Linked DNA regions of Homo sapiens: region 2 is linked to region 1. A link is an interaction called in ENCODE POLR2A ChIA-PET data of the cell type or tissue named here. Cell type or tissue: GM12878. All regions are shown on one strand. Each heading gives the region's core, and the rest is flanking DNA. Links, peaks and the distances in the headings are about the cores only. Region 1 overlaps MBNL1 (muscleblind like splicing regulator 1). Region 2 overlaps MBNL1 (muscleblind like splicing regulator 1).

Evidence for each region. Peaks named below come from ENCODE experiments on the same cell type or tissue, not always from the same donor. Only the 100,000 strongest peaks of a DNase experiment are listed, where the experiment ranks them.
Region 2: POLR2A ChIA-PET joins it to region 1 with 7 read pairs; 9 of 35 experiments call an interaction of 5 or more read pairs at or near these places.

Annotation. Positions count from the first base shown.
Region 1 is chr3:152,349,116-152,359,105 of GRCh38, forward strand. The region is part of intron 2 of MBNL1 (muscleblind like splicing regulator 1); the gene reads left to right. Among named protein-coding and RNA genes, the nearest start is that of MBNL1-AS1, 84 kb to the left of the region's middle. In GM12878, for the core only: no CTCF peak of the experiment used is centred there; DNase peaks (open chromatin) are centred at 3,636 and 7,916; H3K27ac peaks cover 1,098 bases.
Region 2 is chr3:152,272,236-152,282,274 of GRCh38, forward strand. All of the region lies in intron 1 of MBNL1 (muscleblind like splicing regulator 1), which reads left to right. Among named protein-coding and RNA genes, the nearest start is that of MBNL1-AS1, 7.6 kb to the left of the region's middle. In GM12878, for the core only: no CTCF peak of the experiment used is centred there; no DNase peak of the experiment used is centred there; H3K4me3 peaks cover 3,862 bases; H3K27ac peaks cover 3,278 bases.

The DNA of each region.
Region 1 (9,990 bases), core at 1-8,000:
TATCAAGACCTCTCCTGGGGCCCATTCCCTAAGAATGTATCCCTTGTGCTAAATAGAGTATGTATGTACAGGCACACTGTACATGTTTGAAATACTTGAATAACAGTTCTTCAGGGATTACTGTGTAATTATTTGTATCTATTGCCTTTATCTTAGTGCTGATTTATGGGGCTAGATTTTGACTTAAGTTACCTACAATGTCTTGTTTCATAGTTTGAGAAAGTACATAAACAATATTGAAAAAACTAAACATCAGTGGTGTTATTTAGTGAATAGAACAGTTGGAAACATATCTTATTTTTAAAAGAATAGCTGAATGTGACATATCCATGGCATGTTAAAAAATGAAAAAAAATGGAAACTGACTTTGAACAGATTATTGAAATGCTAGTGTATAATTTTTCTGAGTTGCACTATAAAAAATTTTTACTCTTGCAACTAGAGGAAATCACTCAACTGGAAGTGCTGGATATAATTTCTGACTTATCCATTAGTCATCCTAATAATAAGAAAGTATTTAGTTCCTTTTTTTCATAGCGGTCCATCTTAAACAATAAAATTACATAGCCCACTCAAAGATATTTCAGGAAAATTGAGGTGTTGCTTTCAAAAAAGTATTAAAAAGTGGGCACAGTAAATTGTCTGTGTGTGTGTGTGTATGTGTGTATTTTAATGCTACTGTTTTTATCATTCATTTCTCATCATGTAGATAGGAAGGTTAGCAGAAAATTACCTTGAGATTTATAGTTGGGATGACTAGGCCTGGAGCATTGCCCTTTGCTAAGATAAGAAATATAGGTGTTAAAATTGATGTTTTCTCTTTCTTTTTAGGGAGAACATGTAATTGGTTTGGGAGGGTTGAATTTAAGGAAAAACATCTGAAACCCTCTTACACAGACTGATAGTGCTGTGATAGGAAGAAAATACCCAGAGAGAATGTACAGTAAGAAGAAGGAATCTAAAGACAAACCTTGGCGCATCTCTCTATAACCAGCAGTCAGAAAGGAGGGAAATCAAAAGAAAGTGTCAGAGAATGAGTAGGTTAATACATAGCAGGTAAATGAGGATGGTGCTTTGCCAAGGCAAAAGAGAAAAACATTCAGAAAGTAACTAGTTATTCTATAGAGAAGACAAGAAATGAGAAAAAAATCACTTTGGCTGTTAAAAGGACAGTAGTAATCTTTGAAAGCAGATGAGTAGAATTGGGAGAGAGGAGGTAGAATTCAGATTGTAAACCAGATTCCAAGAAGATGAGTCACTAGTAAATTGGGAGGTAATGCATGAGGCCTCAACACATGTAGACAACTCTATAAAGAAATTCAATAATAATAAGAGAAGTGGGAGTCAGCTGAAGGATTCAGCACAGAAGAGGTTGTTGTAGAGCAGTGAGGGTTATTCCACTGCAGAATAGTGGAAGCATGTCTTTTTCACTAAGGGAAGGGGCAGCCGTCAGTGGAGAGTGAAAGAATGAATGACAAATCGCTAAAATAGGGAAATATCAGAGAAGATGAGAAGGGATTAAGAAAAAGTGAGTTAGAGAGATTGGCCTTGAATGGAAGATTAACCAAAAACTTCCTGAGAGACAGAAATGAAGGTGCTTAGCCAGATTCCATTCCCTAATACTACCTGCATTTTGGTCATCCTTGTCATTTGGGTGGTTCCATGCCTTGGGTCCACACTCCTTTCTTTACTCTTTTTAAAAATATTTTATTTTAACTTTGACTTATAGACCCATCTCGATAGAATTTCATGAGGGCAGAGGACATGTTTTATCCATGCATGTGTTCTAATGTGTTTCGGTAACCCCCGAAGTCAGTGCTCTTAGGGGAAGAAGTTTCATAGCCCTGCCTATCGATCATAGTACAAGGCTGATGACTAATTAGCTACCTAGGTGAACCTCAAAAGCTGTTTCCAAAACAAGTCCTCAATTTCTAATGAATGGGGCAGATTATTATGTATCAGACTTTTTTTTTTCCTGTTTTTGGTTAATAAAGTTACTGCATAACAAAACATAACTTAGAGTTCAGAAGTGGATATATCCAAAGCCAGATAGAAGTTGTAACTATAATTCATTGTAATAAGTAGAAACATTTAACTGAAAAAAATGAAAAGACAAAAATTTGCAAGGCAAATAGTTGTTAAATGCCATGGTTTATACCACTATGTCAAACAAATGAGATTTCATTATGTCATTATATTTTGTCTGATCCATACCATAAGCACAAATCCCTTGATTAGAATAGTTGGATTGCATTTTCTGATTCTTACATAGCAAAAATAACTCTAAGCAAAAGTTAACTAAATGTTGTCTGCCTCTCATGTAGAAAACATGTTTTATGTTAGTGTTTGTTTTATGGTTGCTATTTTTTCTGTAAGTTATTAGTTTTCGAGTTTTATTAAAGGTGTAATTTCACAGTTGGAGTATATTTGTCAAATCCTGACCCTTTTTACTTGTACATATATGGTACAACAATTTTTTAAACACCTTTTTATGTGTAAACACTTATAGGAGGGGTTTTAAGGTAGTGGGCTTGAAGTCAGACTGCTAGTGTGTTGAATTCTGGCCTCAGGAATCACTAGCTATGCAATCAGATACAAGTTACTATAAGCTGTAGTTGTGTCATCTGTAACACTGGGTTACTTAAAATTCTTTGCTGAAGTGACTTTTAAGATATTTAAATGAAGTGAAACACAAAAAGCATGCAAACAGGGTCTAGCACATGATAAAGCCTTATTAAATGTTAGCTACTATTATTATATTTTCAGATTATATTTTGGAGATTCAAAAGTACTTAGTAAATGTCCAGCATTGCTCTAAGCATATACTTGGTCTCTACTAATCCACTTTATTTATTTTTTTCACAAATGATCGATAATCTATTTTTCAAAGTACAGTTAGACATAGAAACATTATGAACTGTCTACCATTTTTATGGCTTTAGACTCAACATTATATTTGAAGTGAAAAATTGTAGCTATTTTAATTCCTAAATTATGTAAAGCTATAAAATGTGTTATGTTAGCCAGTTGATTTTATTCCTCCTGAAAATACTTTGTTTTATTTCTCTTCAGAAGGAAAAATAGAAAGATAAGACAGTAAATTTAGGATGAGCAAAATATGGCCGATGACAGCTTTCATGTATTCATTTTTTCATGTTTTAAAAATTATTACTATCACTAATCACTTAAAACACTGGTTGATTATGACTGTTGTACAGTTGCACAGACATCTTGTTTTCTTCTAGAGAGTCCCAGGAAAGCATGAGAACATCATTTAACTACACTAGAATTGTAAATTAAAACAATTTTATCCTGGCTCACGTCTCTAGGGCTGCCTTGAACCACTCTTTAGTGTAGACTCTCCTGTCCAACCTCCCTGGAGTTTTTAAAACACATCGCCCTGTCTCACATTTCTGTCTTCACACAATTTTCTTTTCATAAAAATTTTCCCACCCTGGTTTTTTTTTGCTGTTGTTGTTTTTTTTTGGTTGTTGTTGTTTTTAAACTTACGACTCATCCTTTTAGACTCAATACCGGAGACAGCTCCTCTGGGGAGTCTCCCTTGATCCCCTCCATTTCCTAAGCTGTGGGAAATGTCTCCGTTAGTAACCCACATCAGTTCCTGTTGCAGTCATTTACTGACCTGAGTCCTCTGGGATGCAGCAGAGACACATCATTTGCCCTGCATGTACTGTGGCTAACACTGTTGTGTCAGTGCTCACTTAGTGTTGGTTGAATGACTGCATGCAAGAATAGCTGTTTTAATTTGGACATTAGGCTAAGTTTTATCCTTTTTAGGGAGGTGCATGGATGTAAACTTCTTGGATTATGTAGTACGTTATGAAATGAACTTGTTTAAGTCTATTTTATGATGAATAGTTTACAAACATAGAAACAACACTTGTAGTAAACTCTCTTAAAATTAAATCCAGACAGATTTAAACTATGTGTGTCAGATATAATTTTTTGTCTTTTATATGAGAGTACAAAAGTCAGAGTACTCTGTGATCAGCGAACAAAAACACACCTCAGTCTCAGAAGCTTATCCTAGCAAAGGTGTCTTTCTTTCTCCTGTAAAGTCAATGGTGTACTCTTTCATCCAACTACTCAGGAATCCAAGCTTACTCTGCCTTCCTCTGATGTGTGGCTTCCAAAGTGTCTGAGGCTGTGTCAGAGAGAGATGGGAAAAGAACATTGGTTTCCAATAATCTCTTCTGGGAAATCAAACCACCATTTACGCTTAGTGTCTTTTGGCTAGAATAATGTGCCACCAACTTAATGCAACAGAGGCTGAAAAGGTTGCCTTTTAGAGTAGTCAGGCAGAGGAAATAGTGCGTAGGAATTGACCAAGCCACTAGGTGATTTGTCTCCTTTTTTGTGTTTCTATTTTTGATTTATTTAATTTTTTTGTGATACTTGAGGGCCTGGATGAATGATGTGAGGTAGATACCACTGGGTAAATTCAAGTATAAAACATAAATTCTATACTAATTATCAAGCCCTTGTCATATCTTAGGCATATTAATTATTGAAGAAGAGTCTATCTCAACAAATCCTTTTTTTTTTTTTTTTTTGGCTTATAGTCCATTTTGAAAATGTGGTAGACATTTTAAAACATAGTGCACATCAGCATGTAACCTCAAAATCTGGCATGCAAATTCAGAGGTTCACAAAATCTCTGCAGCCCACCCACTGTAGCCTTCCCAGAGTTAAGAGCACCTGGCCTGTGCTACATGGATTGGTGAAATATTAGAAAAGATGAGAGAAAATCAGTATGAGCATAAATTTTATCTTCTTTTTGGTGAGTACTTTGAAAGAAAATTAGGACCTAATCCCCTAGTTTAAGTGAAAGAGGTAATTTGGTTGCTACATGATAGAGATTCATTGAAGGAGAAAGAAGTAGACAGTAGACAAAGTTGTTGTTCAAAGTATAATCAAGAGTCAGGCATCCAATTGAGGTCTGAACAATAGCTTTTATTCATGTTCTCTCACCAGTCTGTGTTACATGAAGCTTTAATGATATTTGATGATTGAATTCATTTTTTAAAATAGCTGCATTGCAGAAAAGTGGTTTGCTATTAAAATATTACGTACCTTAGGAGACTGAGGTGGAAGGATTACTTGAGCCCAGGAGTTTAAGACAAGCCTGGGCAACATAGCAAGACCCTGTCTCTAAAAATAATAATAATAATAACTGAGCATGGTGGCTTCCGCCTGTGGTCCCTGCTACGTGGGAGGCTGAGGCAGAAGGATCACTTGATGCCATGAGGTGGAGGCTGCCGTGAGGCGTGGTGGTGCCATGGCCCTCCAGCCTGGGTAACAAAGCAAAACCTGCCTCTTAAAAAAGAAAAAATTACGTACTTGAGTTTGGATCATACAGATTAATGAAAGAACTACAAAAGATTTTTACTGCTTAATTCTGTATTTGGGGTCTCTTCATTTTTAAAAATAATAAAGCAATTTGCTTTATCTTACATTGGGGTTTTATATTCCCAATTATTTCACCTTAATTTTACAATTTTTACTATATGAAAAAAAAAAACTGCCCTGAAGCCTTTGGTTTATATAGAATAAAATAGGGCACATATTGTTGTGTAAGAAAAGTAAATACCAACTTAGCATGTTTAATCATGTTGTAGAATTATGTATTTTCAGAGATAAATACTTGTTACTTAATGTCAGTTTTATAGATGAGGAAATTGAAATTCAGTGTTTAAATGATTCCCCCTTAGTATTTGCTTCTATAGAAATTTTTACCTGTTTTCACTCTGGTTTCTCTTCAGATCGTGTAAATCTTTCGCCTTTTACTAAAGAAATTTTTACCTATTTTCAGCAGTTTTCTCAGTGTATTGTAATTATTTCATCAAAAGTTGAATCTCCTTACCAAACTTGGGTACTACTGAAAGGCAGAAATTTCTGTTATTCATCATTATTCCTCCAGAGCTTGGCATTTTTTTTTATGCTCAATACATTGAGTGAAGGAATGAGCAAACAATTAAAAGAAAGTATGACAAAAAAATCGTAAGTGAGATCCAGTCTCTGCCCAAATGCCTGAGAGGCAAAATAGCAACATGATTGGTGCTGGGACTCCAGAGCCAGGCTTCTTACCAGCTTGACTTCATACTGTCTCGGTCAACTTGGCAATTGATATTATCTATCTTATAGTGTTGTTATGAGAATTAAATGAGTTAGTATACACAAATGCCTAGAGCAGTGCCTGCGTCCAGTTTAATTTGGCTTTACAAATTTAAACCTGCAAGGATTATGTAATTAGACATACATAAATTTTACACAAATAAAAATCAGAGTGAATGTAATTTGACATCAGTTGAATAAAATGAAGCAAAATATCATAATCTTTGGTTTATTACTGTGTATTTGGTAATCCTGGAAATTGATACAATTTGCATTTTAGTTTAAGTGCATGTTATTTAAGTAACATTTAAGTTTTATAAGATCATGGAATTAACCATTTTTTCGTATTTTTCAATTAGAAAAATTTTGTATTTTTACAATTAGAAAAGTGTAATTTTTTATTAGTATGCAACAGATATGACACAGCTAGGCTAAATCAAATTATTACATATAGTCCAAAATTTAGATGATTATACTGAATATTAGTATTCACTTACTGTACTACTGAAGAGTCAACATTTCAAAGCTAATGATGAAAATTATCTACTAAGTGTGTGACTTTTTCCCCAAGAATGATTTCATCTGCTTCCACCAATTTCAGTATTCTAGTTGATAGAGTCAAAATCATAGCATGCGGAAGCAGCACAAGATATCATGTGCAACATGTGTTGTGCCAAGTCAGTAAACAGCCATCGTAGGAGTGGCCAGCGTGGCCTTATACCTTACTAGAACCCAGAGAAAAAAGAGCCTGCTTTTTAAAGAGAAAGGCAAAATTGCTTCTGGCCTCCATTTCCCACTCTTTGTTTCTCATGGGAAGAAGCAAGAATTCCAGAATCGTGTGAAATTTTCATGGTTTTATGAAATCATTCTCTGAGTCATTAAAATGTATGCTAAGAAAAAAAATCTAACTTATGCTTTATGCTCAGATGCAATTTTAATAGTCTCAAACTAAGATAAACAAATATCCCAGCACACTTTTTTAATTAAAAAAAAAAAGCACCCGAAAAACTTATTATTCTATTCTTTCCTGAGATTGACTAGAATTAATACTTTTCACAGTTTTTATGTGCCACCAATAGCACTAAACTTTTTAAAGGGTATTGTCTCTTTATAAAATGTATCGACCAGAATCTGCTTCTTAAACAGTGGAATACTAGAATGTGTTACAGAGGTGAGGAAGCTTCTAGTAATCCAAGTTTGCCTGACAAAGTCCACTCTTTAAAATGTCCTGATTTATTTATTTGAGACAGAGTCTCACTTGGTCGCTGGAGTGCAGTGGCACAATCTCAGCTCACTGCAGCCTCCACCTCCTGGAATCAAGTGATTCTTGTGTCTCAGTCTCCCTAGTAGCTGGGATTACACGTTCGCACCACCACTCCCAGCTAATTTTTGTATTTTTAGTAGAGACCGGGTTTCACCATGTTGGTCAGGCTGGTCTCGAACTCCTGACCTCATGATCTGCCCAAAGTGAGACCTCGGCCTCCCAAAGTGCTGGGATTACAGGCGTGAGCCACCACACCTGGCCCTGCTTTTTCTTTTTTAAAATGATAAAAAATACAGTTACTTTTATTCTGTATTCCAGAGGGGATCTGGGCATATGTGTGTAGTGTGTGTGTGTGTGTGTGTGTGTTCTTACTGTAACCCAGGTATATCTTAATGCAAAATCATGTGTTTCCCTTGTGGTGTTACCATACTTATAATATCAAATGTGGTGGGTCCTGTGGTAGAGAGGCAGTCTGGGAATGAGTAGACCTGATTTTAAACCTCCAATTCACCATGCTATTGACGTAAATGTTGGTCTTCACTTTACTCATTTTCTCAACAGAGATCATGTCATCCTGAATTATAAAACATGCCTGGCCCATCTCTCCAGGCTGCTGGGAGAATAAGAATAGAGAGCCCAGTGTAGTACAAGCCCAGAGAGAACTTCAAGAATGGTAGCTGTGGTTTGTGAATTATTAGCTACTATTCTTAATAGTGACACAAGGACGGAGGCAGGATTCAGTTTTCAGAAGCCCACAGTTATAGTCAAGACCATTGCTACTCCTTAGTTATATGATCTTTGAACGGACTTTTTACATCTTAGAGCCAATTTTCTTATCGCTAAAACAAAGTTGTAGCATCTGCCATGATTACTTCAAATGGCTGTTGTGAGTTGTGTATAAAATAATACTGTTTTGTAAATATAAATCATGATAGCAGTTTTCTCATGCTTTCTTAGTACTACATTTCCAACCCTGAGATGGAGTGTTATAGGAGCAGGGAAATCAGCCACGGGTGGGTGTGGGCAGGAATGGTTAAACACTACTGTTATTTCAGTAATGTGATAATTGGAGTTTTAAGGGTATGTGTGTGTGTTTTGGGAAAGTAGAGTGGAGCAGGAGAAAGGGTATGTAGACAACTGTGTTAGAGAAATTGAATCTCAGATGGTGAGTGTTTTATTTTCCCACCTTACTCTTGCTTCTTTAAGTTACTACTCCCACAGGAGATTGGCTATAGACTGACATGAGTGAGTAAAGTTACTCATTAGGGGAATCTAAGCTTCAGTGAGATGATAAGAAAGTGATTGAAGCAGGGAGCTGTGAAGAGTTAGAAATAAGGTTGGCTCATGGCATGCATCATCAGCTTATCAGGACATGGATGGTGGCAGAGAAAGGAAGAAAACTCATTGAAATAAATATGGGGATTTCAGGGGTCCATGGAGCAGAACACACTTGAAAAGGTCAAAATGAAGTTAGAAGGGTGTGTGTGTGTGTGTGCGCACGCACGTGCGTGTATCTGTGTCTGTGTGTGTATAAATTAAGGAATGAGTATGCTTGTAGGACGTATTTAAGAAAAAGGGGGTTTGTTAATTTTAGTCTTCTAAATTTTACACACTACATCAGTGAGGACAGTTTCAGGTATCCCATGAAGAGCGAAATGTGTATAAAGAGAGATTTTTTTAAGCTTAAAAGACAAATTATGATTTCTGAAGTTTTGAAGTCATATAAAAGTTTATTCACTTCTTATAAATATGTTATTATCTTTGATTAGTGATATTTTATTAAAGGTACTTCTCATTTTTATTCATATTTAAACATAAATGTGTTGATGAAGATAGTGATGGTAATGTTAAATCATTGGCTTCTTGAGAATTGTGTAGTCCTGGTATGTGAGAGAAAAAAAGACAATAAATGATAAGTGACTCATTAGGATAAAGGATAGAAAAGAGAGCAAGAAATATTTGAAAAATATGTATTTCATTTACTGTTAAATATCCAGTTCAATTAGTTTTCCCTGCAACTAGATCTATTTCCTTTGCTGTTAAGGAGAATGAATTGAGATATCCAACTGATGACATTCTGTTTTTCATTTTTTCCTTTTATTCATGTTGCTAAAGCATGCTTTGCTTCTTCCCTGATTATGGATTACATAAGGAAGCACTAGTTTAACTATCTTTTCTAAAAAAGTAACTAAGGGATTCACATCAGTTAACCTCTGAATTACAAAGGAAATGTTGTGGACATTATTATTATTACTATTATTATTATTATTATTTTAATAGAGATGGGGTCTCACTATGTTGCCCAGGCTGGTCTCAAACTCCTGGGCTCAAGTGATCTTCCCACCTTGGCCTCCCAAAGTGCGGGAATTACAGGTATGAGCCACCGTGCCCAGCCTCATCTGGTTTTTAAAGTAATAAATACACATGCTTTAGGAAGATATCAGTTGCTTAAAAGTACATTAACAATTAATTTCCCTTGAAGGGGAAACAGTTTGACTCATTCAAAAGCTAGATTTACTGCTTATGAACAATGACTAATTATTTCCCTGAAGATTAAAACCTTATATCCCTGAAATAACACAATTTAAGTT
Region 2 (10,039 bases), core at 432-8,431, 76 kb before region 1:
TCTTTCTTATCCATTGTAACCAAAATTTGAGAAAACACACCACCTAACATCTATTTTTATTTCCTCAAAGCTGCTATTTAGTTTAGAGATTTGATGGTGAGGTAGTAATAATAGAGAAAAACTTATAATTAGAGAATGAGTCTTAACACCTCTCAAAGGCCAAAATAGAGTATGATTGTTACTTAGGAACATTTTAGAGACACTGTAGTTATCATTGTCCTGAAGTTACCAAACATAAACGAGTCACTAAAATTATTTTAAAATAGAGATTTTAGTAAATAGCAATTATCTTCAAATACTTAATATGTGTTTTCTTTTGCTAGAACTTTCTTTAGAAAGTTAAAAAAAAAAACCCATATCCAAAGTCCTGAGCAAATGTTAATAAAAGATTGCTGCATTCATAAGAATGAAAGATTTTTACCTGCAGATAGGAGGGTATTGTTTTGAATATTAGCAAAGGTGAAAATGTGTTTCTAACGTAACATTATGGGCTCTGAAGAATTTCTATACATGGAGACACTGTCTTTATAATTTGAACACATTCTTGAGAAGGCATCTGACTGGTAAACAAAGCACAATGGCATAGGTCCTGGAAACATTCCTTTCAGATATTTTCATAACTGAAGTACATTTTGCCATTCACAGTGAGTGTTAAGCTGAAAAAAATGTGGTTCTTTTCTAGCCATATAAAGTATGCTTACTATTATTTTCTCGAAGGATGCCAAAAAATGTAAAATGGATGTTGTGGATTCTTCGTGGGGAGGTTAGCTAGTTTGTATATAGAGCCTCAAGAAGAGTTGCCTCAGCTTGGTGCCATCTTGAGTCTGTCTTCCACTAGATGAGGCATAGCTTCCATTAGTGTCAGTGCGTGTGTGGAGGGTGAGGGGAAGAATGATCCCCATTAACTTTGTATATTGTTTCTGATGAGTCATGGAGCATATTCACTAATGGTTGGAGAATTATTGATTGCAAGGCAGAGGATTCAAGAAGAGCTATTGGCATATGGCATTAACTGTCTCTAGACATATTTTTTATTTTTAAATTTGAGGTAGAGAAATCGGTTTTTACGTAGTGTTTTTCATATTATAAAAAATAAACGTTTATATAAGCATTACAGATACATCCTTGAGGAAAAAAATAGTAAATACATGGTTATAGTTTTCTACATATTACCAGTTTTTTTCATAACAGATCCAGAACATCTCTTTCAGATAATCGTTCATGTTTTTAGAGAGGCATCTCATCATATGTGCCTGTGAAATCTGTAAAAATATGTGTAACACACATCTTGAAATATTTGTGTTAGGAGAATTAAGTCTTACACATTTGGTTCTTTTTCTACTGTTTTTGATTATGTTCTCTAGGTTACTATGATTATCTTTTGTTAAAACAGTTCAGGAAATATTAATCTCAAAACGAAATGTAGCCATATTGGACAGAGTAGAGAATTGCTTTTCCACAGAGACCAGTTATTCCAAAAAGGTGAAGATGTTTCTGAAATAATATCATGCTCATATGCTCCAAAAGAAAAACCATCATCTCTTTTGACATTCTTTTAGGAAACTGAGAGATGTATGTTTTATATACCAAAAGAGGTGAATAATAGTTGATAAAGGTATGCAAAATACATACTCCTGTGAAGTGTGAACATACAATTTGTATGTAACGCATGCATGAGCATATAACTTTCCCCAAGACAATGCCAATTTATTCAAATCACCTGAATGTTAAATAATATCATACTATTAAGAAGAATTGTGGTAAATATGAAATCTAAATACCAGTGATGATGTCCATGCTGATGTCAACTCCATTCCAGTCCTGCTTTAGCTAAATTCACAAAATGAAGAGATGTCTTTCTCCAAAGTAGTTTTCCAAAAATTTGTATTTGACACTGGATTTTTTCCTACGTTTTCACTTTTAAAAGTTTAGAAGCTATTAACTAAAAATGAACTTGTTTTAGAGAGCTAAGAAGATTCTAGATTTATGGGGACATTTAGTTCTATGAAATAAGCATTACGTTGCTGACTTGAAATATTATTCTATCATATAAAGTTGATTTATAAGTGAATACATATTGTGAAAAAATACCACAGTAGACTTAGTGAAATCTACCAAACTTAATCAAGATAGATATACGTTGTCCTCAAAAAAATAAGAATCTGGTAGGGAAAATAAGAGCTTCGAAAATAACTATAAAGTAGAAAGTGATATTTAATAAACAATGGCTGGGTAACATGGTATGAAAGTTCAGATAAGGGAAAGTCTTAAGATAACTCTGACTTGACCCACATACATGTAATAAAGGGAACAGTCCTTAAATGCATAAATAATGGGAACAAAAGGTATTCAGTATTTTTCAGCCTTAGCAAAATATTATTCTGTTAACGCAGTATTCTATTCAGCAATGGTTCCATATTTTCCATATGTTTATAGATAACATTCAGATATCGAATTTTCATATATGTTTTAATTCATTTATTTATTTCTTTTATCTAGGAGAAATATAATGGTTTCCAAATGTCCTATACTAGATTATTGATAGATTTTGTCATTAGTTTTACTATTGAATACCATGAAATATCAGCTGTTGCAGCCACTAAATAGTTACAAACTGTTGGTACTACAGTTTACTAGTCAATCCATGGTTATATGCTTGTGCTATGCTAAATATAAAGGATTCAAGATGAGGACTTAAGCAGTTCATATTTGTATTTAGAATATTATCAAAGATATTTTCTTAACTTGTCTCAGTATTAGAATTTACAGCCCATTTTCAGCTTATTGTATCCAGAAATTTCAATCATATCCAATAATTTATCAGCATTTGTTGATGACAGTAAAAGTGACACATTAGCATTTTATTTGTTTCTGTGTTGTTTGATTACAACAGTGACATTTTAGCACTCTTTGTGGACGGATAACTCTTCTAGTAGAAAGAAAGCAGGAGGGTGGTCAAGCTAAGTGACAGATACAAAGAGTTGGAGGACATAGGGCTTTCTGTGGGTAAGAAATGGATGAGAAAAGCTTTATGTCACTGACTAGGCTTGCAATTCAGTATTCCCCTATCAAAGGCCCCCTTACTGATGTTTCTGTTTACCAGATCTTGGTTTCAAGATGCCAGGTTCTGAAGAGATACACCACGAGTTCTTATAAACACTATATCTAAATTTGGTTTGAAAGTCTAATGTTTGGCTGTGTGCAGTGGCTCACACCTGTAATCCCAGCACTTTGGGAGGCCGAGGCAGGCAGATCACGAGGTCAGGAGATTGAGGCCGTCTTGGCCAACATGGTGAAACCCCGTCTCTACTAAAATACAAAAAATTAGCTGGGCATGGTGGCGCATGCCTGTAATCCCAGTTACTTGGGAGCTGAGGCAGGGGGATTGCTTGAACTCGGGAGGCGGAGGTTGCAGTGAGCTGAGATCATGCCACTGCACTCCAGTCTGGCAACAGAGCAAGACTCTTGTCTCAAAAAAAAAAAAAAAAAAAAAAAAAAGGCTAATGTTTATACCAGGCAGGTAGAAAAACAAAAACGGACCTCATTAGAGGATACATGAGGTTTCTAAAAGTGGAACTCCTTTGTAAATGTAAGAAGTGATATCAATATTATTATTATTTTAATATACTTATTTTGAAGTAACTAAGTTTTTTTGTTTATTTCTTGAAAGAAACAATAGATTGGGGAAAAACCATTTACTCTTTTCATGCCCTAGTTTCTAAATCTGTGACATTATAAAGGTGTAAATATTTATGAAAATAGTAGAAGTTGCCACTGGCTGTATTCTTTTAAGTAAGGTATCTCATTTAATCTTTTCTACTGTAAAGTAGCCGTAAAGTAATAAGACTTTTACCTTAAAGATCATGACTAGAACAATTTTTTCATTTGCGGAGATATGAGGCTTGTCATTTTTATTATTCCAATGTTCATGTTTTTAACCAATTTTTCTTGTCTTGCCTCCACTGATTATATATAAAGAATAGCGATGAGAATATAGCTGTAATTATGATTACTAACATCTTTGAATACTTTCTGTGTGCTAAGCTAAGGTTTATAATTAATTCATTTATTCCTCAGAACAACCCTATGGTATAGGTACTGTTAATATTCTGATTTTACAGATAGGGGAACTGAAGCACAGACAAGTCCAATTAATTGTGCAAAGGTACTTAATTAATAAGTAGCACAATAAGGAGTTGAACCAAGGTAGCCCAGCTTTAGAATCCATGCTCCTGTGTAAAAGAATAAAAACAGATTTTAAAAATACTTATTTTGGATGCTGATAGGAGCTTGAGAACATAAACGTTTGGAATACTTTAAAAGACTTGTACTTTCTACATCATTTGAAGAGATTCCAGAAGAATGGGCAGAAAGTAAGAGGATAGAGAGAAAAGGCCTGGGGTGAGGGGTGGGAAGCATTAATAGGATAGGAAGAAATGAGGAATCAGGTGTTCAAGGGAGATTGGTGCTACACTTTTGAGGTCATTGATGACCAGCTAGTAAGTTTAATAATACGTAGTGTGGAACATAAACAGACACTTGGTGTTTAGGGTAGTAACCTTACAGGAGTTGTGTTTTGGTGACATTTTATAGGGGTAGGACACATATAGAATGAAGTAGAGATTGTGGTTATACAGAACAGAGATGAGGGACTAGATGAGGGGAGTGGCCCTAGAATGAAAAGGAGGACATGTATGCTGAGAGAAATGTGATAAGGTTAGGCTGCATAGGATGTACCAGCTGACTGGATGTGGATATTAAAGGCAATGGGGGTATTAACAATTATTTTTAAAATACAGCAAGAATTTAAAAAACTTTTAATCAATCAAAAATTCCTTATTTAAGAATTATATAAAATATCAGTAAGTGAAAAACATTTAAAATTGTATTTTATCAGGGATTATAACTTAAGTAGAAGATACATGTTAATTTCTTAAAACATTTCATTTCTGTGCTAAGCTCTTTCAAAGCACTGGATGGTGATCTAAAGGTCACCAAATTCTTTGTCCCAAATTGGTAATTTTAAAGTAAACATAATTTCAACGTTAGGCCTATTTTGTTATTTGCTGAGAAATGTCTCAATGTCAACCAGGCAGTTCTCCTCTCTTATTAAAGTCCATGCTCAGAATGCCTGTGTAACCTATCCTTAGTGATAAACAAGGTGGCAGATAGATACATGATAAAACAAGTTTGCCATGTGCTCAATGTGGCTGACATTTATACTTCTCAGACCTTGCTATTTTAGGGAAGGTATCAGTATAACCAGGGCATTCTTTTTCCTGGAACTAAAAATCCTTAATAATCAGTCACTATTATAAACAGAATGATTTACATACAGGAATCAATAAACAGTTGCTTTTGGTTAATGGTTATCTGGAGTAGGAGGATAGTTATATTTCAAATAGAATAGAAAGCTTTATTGGAATACTTACATGTCTTTTTAGTTTGAGGACCTTACAAGCTTTTTACAAATAAATGGTTTAAAATAGTTTAAACAGAAAATGTCAGAACATTGATAGATTATGTTTTATTTAATATACAGAGAAAAATTCCCATGAAATAAAGACAGTTTTCAAGAAAAATATTCTATTTATAAATATTTACAACTTATTAGTTATTTAGATTGCCCGTGTCCATAAAAATAATACAGAAATTACACTATTTATGTCTTTAAATATAGCATGTTTCTATAAACTAGAGAATAATGTTGACAGTATTTTATTTTGCCTTTGTTAGTATTATGTGAAAGTCACACTTATTACATGCCTTTTTCTATTATTAGACTTTTTTTCCTATCTAGTTTTTGCCTTGTGCTATACAGTATGGTGAAAATCTATTTAGCTATGTCATTAAGATAATGCTTAGAAAATGCTAATTTTTAAGTAACTAAGATTAAGTAGTATTGGATATTCTTTGCCTTCTTTATTATTCTGTCATTGGGCTAATTTTAACTAGACAAATTTATTCCAAAGTATTTTGAGCCATTATTTGAACTTCATTGCTGTAACATTCAGGAAAAACTGCATTGTCTACCTAGTGGCATTCAGATAAGGCATTTGGTCTTAGGTACCTCTTCCAAAAGACTTTTAAGAGGTTTGATAAGCATAGCAAAAGTGAACGACGGAGGATACAAGAAAATCTTTGATCCAGGAGTAGTCTCTCTGAAGCATTGCATGACCTTTCCAAAAAATAATTTGAGAAGTGCCTAACAATAGAAAAATATATATTTTTTCCTTCAATAGGAAAGACTTTAGAAAAAATATACTCAAGTAGAATTCTGCATAATGCTTTCTGGGGGACCACATTTGCTGAAAATTGCCTACGGGAAATGACTTTCTCAGAGTGATATAGTTTTGAGGACTGAGATTTTAAAAGTAAATATTTTATTGGGAGCAATTAATTTAGGAAGAATAGTATTATGCCTATTCCTCTGTAGTTGATTAAAGTTTACTAAGTGCTGAGGTCTTTTCCCTTAAAACATTACTTTGCCATGTTAACAATCAGGTCATAGAGGAATGAATTCATCTTTTGTGTTTTGCTAAATAATCAGTTAACAAACATATTCTGAGCACGTTTAAAGTCAAAGGATTGTAGTAGGTCACAAGAGGGAGATCGAAAGTATAATTACATAGTGTCTTTCCTTCTTTGACATACAATTGGGTTGAGGAGAAAGACTTGAAAACTTAATGCAAGGCACTATACAAGTTAGTACCAAAGGAGGAAACTGAAAGAGGGAAGGAAATTCAAAGAAGGAAGTTTTTGTGGAACTGAATGGCAAGGGAATGCTGTGGGGAAGAGGGGGCATCTGTCATAGGCCCAAAGATTAAGCACTCTTTTCGGAATATGGAGTGACATAGTAAGAATAAGGTGGAAGTAGTGATGAAAGCTACCATATTTGAGCAGCGTCTTTTCTATGTGAGGCCTTGCTAGCTTATGTTGTTTTTGGAAAAAAACAGATAGACAACCTGGTAGTGATAGTAGACAATGAATGAATTGGGCCGGTGAGTCAGGAATCATCATCCTCTTAGAGGACACAGACTTAGAGAAATTATCTTATTTGCCTAAATCCACATAGCTGGTGATCAGCCGAACTGAACAGAAGCCAGGTCTTTTCATACTTCAAAACCAGCATTCCCCAACCCCATCCCTCCCCATCCCATGATTCTGTTGGGAATGAGTGTGGCATGTTTATGACATAGTAATTTTAAAACTTCACCCATACAACAACTGACATAAGTCAAGAAGATAGAAATTTTATTTAAAAGGCTGTCAAATGTATTTTCATCTTTTTTGCTTTGATGATGGGTTACAAATAGCGTATCGTTTGACAAATGCTTATACTCTGTTTCTTGGATTTGTAAAAAAAATAAAACAAACTAGGCCTCCCATCTTCAGTAGATATGGTATGGAGTTGCAGTATCATGATGTTGTAACAGTGCATTTCGCAGTAGGTAGACCCATTTGGGATTCCCTCAGAGGAAGCTTGTGAAGTTTGAAGATAATGTACTTTCTCACCAATAGTATGAGGCTATAAAATTTTCACCAAGAAATGATAGGGGCAAAAGTTTATAGATCATGGTTGTTTGATTATTTTATGCTTTTATGTTACATCATCTAATTTATACATCAGTCTCTGCTCTCTGTAACTTTACATGTGATGTAGCCTGTGACTTTAAAAGATAAGCTGTTAATTGTAGAGTTGTGCTGTTGGAGACCTGTCACTTTGCTAACAAATTCCTCTCTTCATAGAGCTATTTAGAACATATGGCAAATAAAATTATGTGATTATGTGTTTTTAGAGAAAAATTTATTTATATAAAATGAAAGTCTTTGCTTTTGGCTGCAAAAGAAAGCATCCTTAATAGCAAATATTGATTGCAGTGCCAGTGTGCCATGTATCATGCTATACCCTTTGGAGGAAAAAGAGGTAAGATGTGCCTGTTCTCAAAGTAATTTCCAGTATAGTGATAGAAATATTCACAAATAATGGACGGGCAAAACAAAGTGGGCACAAAGAAGCCAAGAATAAGCTGTTTGTGGGCAGAGTGTGGAATTTGCCTAAAACCATTCGGTAGACAGGTTAACTCTTTAGATACTTTGTATATATTGGAGAAGAGACAAAATCAACTCATAATTTATTAAAATGATGTGATTTGATATGTACACCATTTAGTTTTTCTGTTCAAGTATTTGGTAAATAAGTGTGATGCCAGCATAGTATCATCCTGGACTAGACAGAAGAAATTAATTTATTTCTGATGCTGGCAGTTTTGGAGAAAGGTGGGCACATACGGTTCATCTGAATCTTCCTCATGCTAAATTCTTGATTGGAAGCAGGTTAAAACACTCAGGTTAACGTTTATGTTAACAGAAAAGAAAAATCAGTCAGAGAGAGGTGCGTTGTATTTAACATTAATGACAGAGAATTTTAAATATGCACATGATTCTCTTTTTCCTCCAGCTTTTCTTTCTGCACAGGAAATAAAGCTGTATTTTGTAGGCCAGCTTCCAGACTTTGAAATGGTGAAAGTGCAACTGTGCATATTCTTCTATAAGACCCCATTCAGCTGTGACGTGTTGTTGTTTCCAAGATTTAATCTGCATTCTAGTTTAGAAAATTCAGGATTTTATTGCTTATTATTATTCATTTTTATTCATAAATATTTGTTTAAAGCCCATTACATATAAAGTTTTACTATAAGATTTTAATTGAAATTTTTAAGACAAATTAAGAATATGGTTTCTGATTTTCTGAAGTTTATGGCCTATAGAAAAAGGTCCATTCATAAGTGAAATAATAAAAGCAAAACAACAAAAGACTCGAGCTTTAGCCATTCTAGTAATTATTAAAATAGCTACTTTCTTCGTAGGAACTTATTATTTTACATGTGTGATCCCATAGCTCTTACACAATTCTGTGTGATTTAGGCATTGCTATCTTTCTGGCTCCCAAGTGAGAAGATTGAGGCTTGGAAAGATTAAGGTTAGGGGATTTGCTCAAGGGTCATATGATAAGGTACTACTGTGAGAGCTGAGATCTCAACCCAGGAGTTTTGCTGTTTTTCTGCTTGTTTATTTCCATCAGTATGGTATGAATTAGGCACACAAATACTCATTGCATGTAGATTTGGGACCTACTCCAAGTTAATTCTGGAAAGACTCAGTGAAGAAGATAAGATGTGGAAGAGGTTTTTTTTAAGCATTATGGTCATGAAAGAGCAGACTATGGAATGGACTTTGAAGTTTCACTAGCTTTGAAAGGAGGGGTATATCAAATGGCCTAATCTGCCTGTGTGGTTTGCTCAGTATTAGTTCTACTCATACCTAATACCCTCTGCCCCAGCACTCGCCAAGATCAGCAAAATCTACTTTTAGACTCAAAATCATTACCACCTGTGAAGTTTCTGATGTCGCTTCTGAGTGACATAGCACTCTGTCAATTGCTCTGTTGGATGGCTTTGCTGAATGGCACCTTTTAAGAAGTGCCTTGAGCCCCAAAAGAGTTTCAAATGCTCTTGTAATCTATTCAGCTGCATTATTGAAGATATTAGGGTAATTCAATTCATTTTTTCATCACTAAAACATAGAAATCTGTTGCCAACATTAAAATAGACAAACATATCATTGAAAATTTAATAGCTCTACATTCACTTGGAGATTTCCGATAAACTTTTCTCACTTTCCCCCAAATCCTTAATAATTAGAGCATGTCCATGTGTGTATGTGTGCATGTTTTTGTGTCATATCCCTATGTGTCTATATATATATTCCATAAATGATTGTGAAGTGGTACACAAGTTGTAGCTAAAAATGAAATAGAATAAATGTATGAAGCTAAGGGATCCATTCTCCAACTAATGCGTTAGTTGACAAATTTGCTCTGAAATATTGATACCATTTTGTGATTCCCTGTATTGAATACAAGTATGGGCTTGTGAAAATATAGTATCCACAGACCCTAATTAGAAACAAAATAAAGGTATTCTAATATACCTATGCAAATTTAAAGTTTTAACTTATTCATATAACAGTTTTCAGC